3 separate regions of the Homo sapiens genome follow, and all the other regions are linked to region 2. Evidence: chromatin loops called from intact Hi-C (ENCODE). Cell type or tissue: IMR-90. All regions are shown on one strand. Region 1 overlaps ANO4 (anoctamin 4). Region 2 overlaps ANO4 (anoctamin 4). Region 3 overlaps ANO4 (anoctamin 4).

The links. A loop is a pair of places that touch in the nucleus more often than their neighbours do. Peaks named below come from ENCODE experiments on the same cell type or tissue, not always from the same donor. Only the 100,000 strongest peaks of a DNase experiment are listed, where the experiment ranks them.
Region 1: a loop joins it to region 2, with 2.8 times the contacts of the local background. A loop is called at or near these places in 13 of 110 quality-filtered maps.
Region 3: it touches region 2 in a loop (2.1-fold over the local background); 3 of 110 quality-filtered maps call a loop at or near these places.

What each region holds. Positions count from the first base shown.
Region 1 is chr12:100,986,942-100,989,441 of GRCh38, forward strand. It overlaps ANO4 (anoctamin 4), which reads left to right. Exons shown (of 28, transcript NM_001286615.2): 8 at 598-729. Among named protein-coding and RNA genes, the nearest start is that of ANO4, 190 kb to the left of the region's middle. RefSeq lists enhancers at 1-351, 1,404-1,927. In IMR-90, a CTCF peak has its summit at 1,055 (motif pointing left); DNase peaks (open chromatin) are centred at 320 and 1,000; H3K27ac peaks cover 1,206 bases.
Region 2 is chr12:100,826,753-100,829,252 of GRCh38, forward strand. All of the region lies in intron 1 of ANO4 (anoctamin 4), which reads left to right. Among named protein-coding and RNA genes, the nearest start is that of ANO4, 33 kb to the left of the region's middle. In IMR-90, a CTCF peak has its summit at 1,347 (motif pointing right); no DNase peak of the experiment used is centred here.
Region 3 is chr12:101,126,417-101,128,916 of GRCh38, forward strand. It overlaps ANO4 (anoctamin 4), which reads left to right. Exons shown (of 28, transcript NM_001286615.2): 27 at 463-658; 28 at 1,445-2,213. The coding sequence ends at 654. Among named protein-coding and RNA genes, the nearest start is that of SLC5A8, 83 kb to the right of the region's middle. In IMR-90, no CTCF peak of the experiment used is centred here; a DNase peak (open chromatin) is centred at 1,295; H3K27ac peaks cover 1,159 bases.

The DNA.
Region 1 (2,500 bases), 160 kb after region 2:
CCCTAGCACCATGAGAACCATGGAGCCTGCTTAAAAAGAGATCAATGAAAGCCAAAAATCCGGCTGCCTGCTGAGAGGCTGCTCAGGGGAGGTGGGAGAGGCAGGAAGCAAATCATGGCATGGAGCTCTCTGCACAACTCCCAGGATGTGCTGCCAGCACCCCCTCCCGAAAGTTAATTACAGCTAGAGCTCTTCTCTGACCTCAGATGTTTTCCAAACACAAAATGAATTTTTTAGAACCTACAGAATGTAAGTTAAGATCTCTGCTGCTTGCTTAAGGGACTGTTGGAATCCTTTTCAGAGCTTTCCAGCCTTGTTAGGACTGCTTGGTCATTTATTATTGGCATGTGGGTGGACATCTAACTCACAGCTGCTATTTCACAAACAGTAATAATATTGAGGCCACTTGGTGAAATCAAAACAACACTAGAGTTCTGGCTGTCTTCTTTCCATCTATAAAACAAGGATATCCTGAGTGCAGTGAGAGGGCCTGGAATGTGTGGTATGATAGTTGTGGCTCTGCGGAGACCTTCCTCCTGTGTTTCAGGGCATTGCTGACATGCTGTACCCTTTGGTCTTGCCTTCCATGTACCACAGGATCGATAAACAAATAAGCAGGTTTCGGAGATGGTTACCTAAGAAGCCAATGAGGCTGGACAAGGAGACACTGCCAGACCTGGAGGAGAATGACTGCTACACTGCCCCTTTCAGCCAGCAAAGGATCCATCAGTGAGTGTTCCATGTTAAAGCCCCATCTCACTAAGGATGTGCAGCTGTGGTAGAGCCTCACCCTGCACGCCTTTGATTCCTGGGCATGAGGAAGGAACAGCATAGTGCCCTTCTCCCCTAAAAGTCTTGTGAGTGTTCATATCCCTTTTATTTCAGTCAGGGGAAGATAACTGCTGTAACCAACAATCCCTGCATCTCAGTGGCTTAAGATGATACAATGCTTGCTCATGTGTGTGTTGGGTAAATGATCTTCTCCACAGAAAGGCAGTGACCCAGGCTCTGTCATTCTCATTGCTCTGCCAACTCCCTGTGCACGGAGCCCCCTGCAGGCTCATCTGCATCTAGCCAGCAGACAGGAGGAGTGGCCTACACCTTTTCCCATTGAAAAGAGGGTTTTTTGTTTTCCGGTTTTTGTTTTATCTTGGTTCACTTCTCAGTTCCCCTTTCTTCAGCAGTTCACTGGGTTGCCTTAGGAAAAGCCACATCACCTGGCAGCCCACTTGCTGAGTCATCTGTCAGATTGTCTCAGAATGGTTATTTGTCACTTTTGACATGGGGGGAGGAAAAACAAGTTGGCTAAGTCACTGAGCCTGTGAGGAACTGCAAAAATGAAAGAGAATTTACTCTGAAGCTTCTGAGATGACAAGAAATGATGGCTGGATGCAGGGCAGGGCAGGCAGGAGGACAGAAAAGCCTGCCGTGTGCTGGAGACTGTAAACAATAGGAGAAACACAGCCTCTCAGTGGAGGCAGAGATCAGGTCAGCCCCACCTCCCTTGCAACAAGATCAGGAATTCCAGGCCCTCTTGCTCCAGCAGTAGTGACAGCCTCCATAAAAATGACTTACCTGGAGGGAAGAAAAGGGTGATGGATTTAAAAAAAAAAAAAAAAAGGTTGCTGATTTTGTGAGAAAGTAAACCAGGCTGAGTGCTGTGGCTCACATCTGTAATACCTGCACTTTGGGAGGCAGAGGCAGGCAGATCACGAGGTCAAGAGTTTGAGACCAGCCTGACCAACATGGTGAAACCCCGTCTCTACTAAAAACACAAAAATTAGCTGGGCATGGTGGTGCACACCTGTAATCCCAGCTACTCAGGAGGCTGAGGCAGGAGAATCACTTGAACCTGGGAGGCGGAGGTTGCAGTGAGCCAAGATTGTGCCATTGCACTCCAGCCTGGGTGACAGAGTGAGACTCTGTCTCAGAAAAAAAAAAAAAAAAGAAAGAAAAACAAAAAACGAAGGTAAGCCAAATGGCAGTTTTCAAGAAGTTGCAGGGAGTGCCAGGTGGGGACATATTTCAGCAACAGAAAAACGGTTAAAGTCTGTGGAGCTCTGCAGGGCAAAGGGGAAAAGAAAAATCAAAGAATAGATGTTCTGAATCAAAAATGTGTAACAGTAAGAGCAGTCTAATGCAGGGGAAGCAACTCTGTACGCCTCTGAAATAGCCGAGCTGATCCCCACAGGTCAGATTAAAGCCAACCCAGCTGCAGTATGTGAACATTTGAAAGGGTCATTGAAGCAAACATGGAATTCACAGACTGGCCTCAAAATCTTAGTTCGATCCTCAAGAGAAAGTGGGAACTGGAAGGGACATAATGTTAATTCAGAGATCAGGGTGTTTTCTTAAGAGAAAAAGACAGAAAAAAGCTGATACGTTCCCATTCTTAATTTAAACCCCTACCATGTCTCTCTTGTTCATCTTGGAAGTTTTTTAGACAATGAGTTGTTTCCCTAATTCTTCCGGAATGATGTCTGGTTTACAGGCAGGTTTT
Region 2 (2,500 bases):
TATTTTTCTCCAAACCAGTTCCTCCTGCAGTCTCTTCCATCTCCGTCAATGGCAACTACATCCTTTGTTACTGAGGCTGAAATCTTCTTATAATCCTTGACTCCACTCTTTTTTTCACATCCCACATCTGTCAGGTCTGCCTTTAAAATATATTCAGAATCCGACCAGTTTTCACCACCTCACTGTGGCCATCCTTGTGTGAGCCCCCATCATCTCTCCCTGTAATGGACTTCTAACTGGCCGTCCTACTTATGTCCTTCTACTTCCCCAGGCCAACTTTTAAAGCCTGTTCTCTATATAGTAACCAGAGTAGTCTTGTAAAACATGTCAGGTCCTATTACTCCCTTGCTGAAAATCCTCTGATGGCTTTCTGCTTTAGTCAGATAGTAAAAGACAAAGTCCTTATAATGGCTCTTACATCATCTGGCCTTCTTGACTCTTCCTCATGTACCCTATTTCAGCCACACAGGCCCTTTTGATGATCCTTGAACACACCCAATTATGTTTTTGCTTTAAGACCTTTGTACTCGCGATTCCCTGTGCCAATACAGATCTTCCATCATTATATGCATAGCTAATGTCCTTACTTTCTTCAGGTTTTTATTTAAAAATATCTTTTTCATTGATATTTTTCCTGGTCTTTCTATTTAAACTTGTTAAAAAGAAAGAAATACCCCCCCATAACAGCTTATATTTTAAATTAAATGTATCTTTGTTGTTTTTTTATCCCTCTAAGATGTTGGCTCAATGAAAGTAGGAATTTTTTCTGTTTTGTCTACTGCTATGCCTAGAATAATGCCTGCATAGTAGGAGCTCAATAAATATCTGTCAGCTGACTAAATGAATGGAATTATGTTAACAGATGAATGATTTTAGCGGAAATAAATGTCAATATTTGATGATATAAATATATATATTAGATTATAATCATTTATCAGATTATTATTTTAGATAATAAAAGCATTTTTAGCATTGCTTGATTTATGGTTAGGATTCTGTATTTGGAGGTGCTAAAATGGGTAAGAAGTCCAGCCATTGCAGATGCAGAGGCCTTTAGCTGAAGCTCTAGAGCTGTTGGGGTCCCCAGGAAAAAGCTCACATGAGATCTCCTGATGCTACGCTTCTGGCCTTCATTATTCACCCCCATTTCTAACATATATATGTTGGGGGGAAGCTTAAGGTTTTCAGTGGTGTGGGGCTACGACGGGTGTCCCTTCACACCATTTCAAATGGATAGGGGTAAGTTATATCTAGAGTCTTAGTTCCAGAAACAAGGTTGTGATACATACTCCTGTTAAAAAATTTTTTTTTGATTAATGTGCACCAGCCACTAGGGGATGCTAGACACTCATATTCAGAGTAGGGTCCACTGTCTCATTGGGCTTGGCAAGAAGTCTGGTCTACCTACCTTCAGACCATTTCATTATTTGTATTCTTTTTAGCCTTTTGTGTAAAACTAACATTTATTTAATATTTCCTCCATTCCTCCTTTTTTCAGCACATTCCCCAATTGGAGAGGGGTATTTTGGATGCATCTGGGTTCTTGCTTTTAGGAACTGTGTTTAATCATGGAAACCTCATTCCTATTTTCCAAGTGGCAGTGACTCATGCGGGGAGAGTCAAGGCCCTGGGTCTCTGCTAGTGCTTTCCCCATCCTTTAGCATTTCTTCACTTTGCTAAAAAGCGTAAAAGTCTTTTCAGTGATTCTGTCTGTGGGTGTTGGAAAAAGATTTTAAGAAAAATGATTTTCAAAATGACTAGTATTTACACGTATGAGTCCCTATCTTTTCAAGTTTTTAGTTTCATGCCACTTTAGGAAAATAATAGCCCATGCGGTGCCACCTTATTCTTTATATCTTTTACACGTGATTGATTGTAAAGGCGATGAGGATACCAGTATCCATTGCCAGGAGGTAAGCAGGAATCAGATAAAAGCAAAGGGTGGAAGGTGGAGATAGAAATACATATATGAATAACATTCTTCTTCTCTCCAACTTCATATAGCTTATCAAATCCTTAATTTAGCTTTGGGAGGCTGGTGGATCACTTGAGGTCAGGAGTTTGAGACCAGCCTGGCCAACATGGTAAAACCCCATCTCTACTAAAAATACAAAAAATTTAGCTGGGCATGGTGGCATGTGCCTGTAATTCCAGCTACTTGGGAAGCTGAGGCATGAGAATCACTTAAACCCAGGAGGTGGAGGTTGCAGTGAGTCGAGATTGTGCCACTGCACTCCAGCCTGGGCAACAGAGTGAGACTCTGTCTTAAAAAAAAAAAAAAGCTTAATTTAAACTTTGATCTTAGGATGAAATACCCTCATAGTGTGCTCTGCTGTTAGAGATTCATGTGGGAAAAACATATATCTTGGTTTCTTTAAATAAATTAGTAGAGGGAAAAGCTGAATCGACATATGTTATCATATAAAGGAGTTAAAATCATGTTCTTTGGTGTGAATAGACCTTGGTTTGAAACTAAACTCTGCTGCTTATTAGGTGGGTA
Region 3 (2,500 bases), 300 kb after region 2:
CTTATAACCAAGATTTGTAAAGCACTTGACAGTCTACAAGGCATTTTTAAACATTTTCTCATAATTCTCACAATACTCACTTTATAGATGAGGGGAATGAGGCTCAGATAAATTAAATAATTCATCCTCAGGTAGACAGACAGCCCTTAAGCAGTGAAAGCTACCAGCTTCAACCTGGGTTTTCTGACTCCACAGAATACATTCTTCTGGCTCTCCTTTGAATTAATTATCTGACCATTCTTTTCCCACCTTCCTTCCAGACTCCTCTTTCTATTCCTTAGGTGGTGCCATCAGACCAGTTCAGGCCTCACCTGTCCTATCATCTTGCATTACACACGCCTCCCCTGGTCACTTTGCACTCTCCACATACCCCAGAGGGTCCACATCCTTCTTCAGCCAACTCTCTAACCTCATTCAGGATGCACAGTAGACCTGACGCTGTTACATTCTCCTCTGTTTTAGCACCTCGTGTTTTGTATAAAGCACCTCATTTCATATCTGATCCCAGACCTCCCAAAAGACCTAAGGGATCGAATGAGAAGAGAGAAGTACTTGATTCAGGAGATGATGTATGAAGCAGAACTGGAACGTCTCCAGAAGGAACGAAAGGAGAGGAAGAAGAATGGAAAAGCACACCACAACGAGTGGCCGTGACCATGTAGGTGAGAGGTGTGCTCAGCGTCTGAGGCCATTCCGAGGTTGAATGGGTGCTTTAAACTCCCTGAAGCAAAGCTTACCATTGTTGCAGTAACAGGGATCAAAATAAACTCCTTAGAAGCTTCCCAATCCAAAAGAAGCTTGTTTTTTACTTTAATCGTTGCAAATTTTGCTTGATCTTCCCCTCCCACATACCTTCTGCAACACTTCTCTGCCTTCTTGCCAGACTCTGGCCTATCAGTCAAGGTCTTCATGAATTGGCCTAGGAGTTCCCTGAAACAAAGCGTCCTCTCTCTTTTCCTCCAGCCGGGCTGTTTTCTTTAATATCCCCAGGGAAACATGCCCCTTCTTTCTAGGTGGGTGGGAGGCAGACATTAGCAAAGAGAATTCTTCCTGAAAGCCTCAGCGGCCAGAGACCAAGGTGCAACAGGGCTGTCCTGGGCTGCAGGACCAGTAACTGATGAAGAATTTCTTCTGGCCCCACCACTACTGGCTGCTTTCTTCCCAAAAAGGCCATTTCTAATTTTTGCTTGAAAGCATAGTATCTGCCTGCCTGTTTCTATTTCCCCAATAGTTGGCAGGATGTGATGTTGCTTTAGACTGCCCTTCTGACTCAGTCTGTTCACCCATAAAGCAAGCATAAAAATGTTTATACCATCCCTGACTCCATTTGGGGTTACAAATTCTTTGAATGCCTTTGGTGCATGGTAAGTACAAACTATTGCACCTCATGTTTTAAAGCAATTGTGTATGCATAAGATCTTTATGCCTTCTTTTCTCTTTCCAGAAAATAGTCCCTTTCCAGGCCAAGGACCTGAATTCTGTTTACTTCTTCTGGCTGTGCAAAAGCACACTCAAGTGAATGACTAAAAATGCAACCACAGTGCATGTTGCAGATACCGGCGGCCGCAGGAGGGGCAGCATCCAGTAGAGGACTGGCGTTGGAGTCACACTGCTGTGAAATCACGTTGCAGTCCAGCGCACAATTGCTATCTATCCATAGACCATTCTTGACCAAGCAAGCATGCACATTATGGGCAGTTACATTCTCAAGTTTTTAAAATCAAGGGGAACTTGTATACTGGGCCTGTTTTTCAGCCTGTTTGCTACCTTTTTTGCATTCTATCCCATGTGAATTTTACAGACACTGGGCTAAAAAGGGTATTCAGACACATGGACACACATTCCTAGAATGTCATCATATGGTCCTAATTCCATGTCACCAACAACACAGACAAGACCCTGTTTACAACTTTTTCTTTCCTTTTTTTTAATTTTAGACCTTTCTGAGAAGATTATTATATATGACATATCTATAGCTATGTGTATGGCCATAGATGTATTTCTGTGTGTACATATGTATAGTCATGTATTCCTGCATATGTACATACAAATACAGAGATATATAAAGTACATAGAAATTCCTTACTTGTAAATAGCCAAAAAGTACTGACATGAGTGAATTTTCACATTTAAATAGTCATCAATATGAAGCCATGATTAATGCTTGTATAATGTGATGCAATAAAATTTAAAATAAATTTCTGCACATGGAATATTTTCAGCTGGCTCTTCTGACATTCTGTTGTATTTTTGTCTCATAGAATAAGAGAAATCACAGAATAAGTAAGTGGAATCTTTAATGTGAGGAGAATATCTGAGGGACTGTGCAAGAAATCAGATGTTTGTTTATTGCATAAATGCATGCAAAAACAAACAATATAGCCAAATATCAGCGTATGTTTCTGATGAACTTTTTTCCCCAGTCTTGATGGTGGAATATTTTAAATATAAGCCAAAATGAATATGCCGTAATTTGAGGATTTGATAATCTACCCAATTT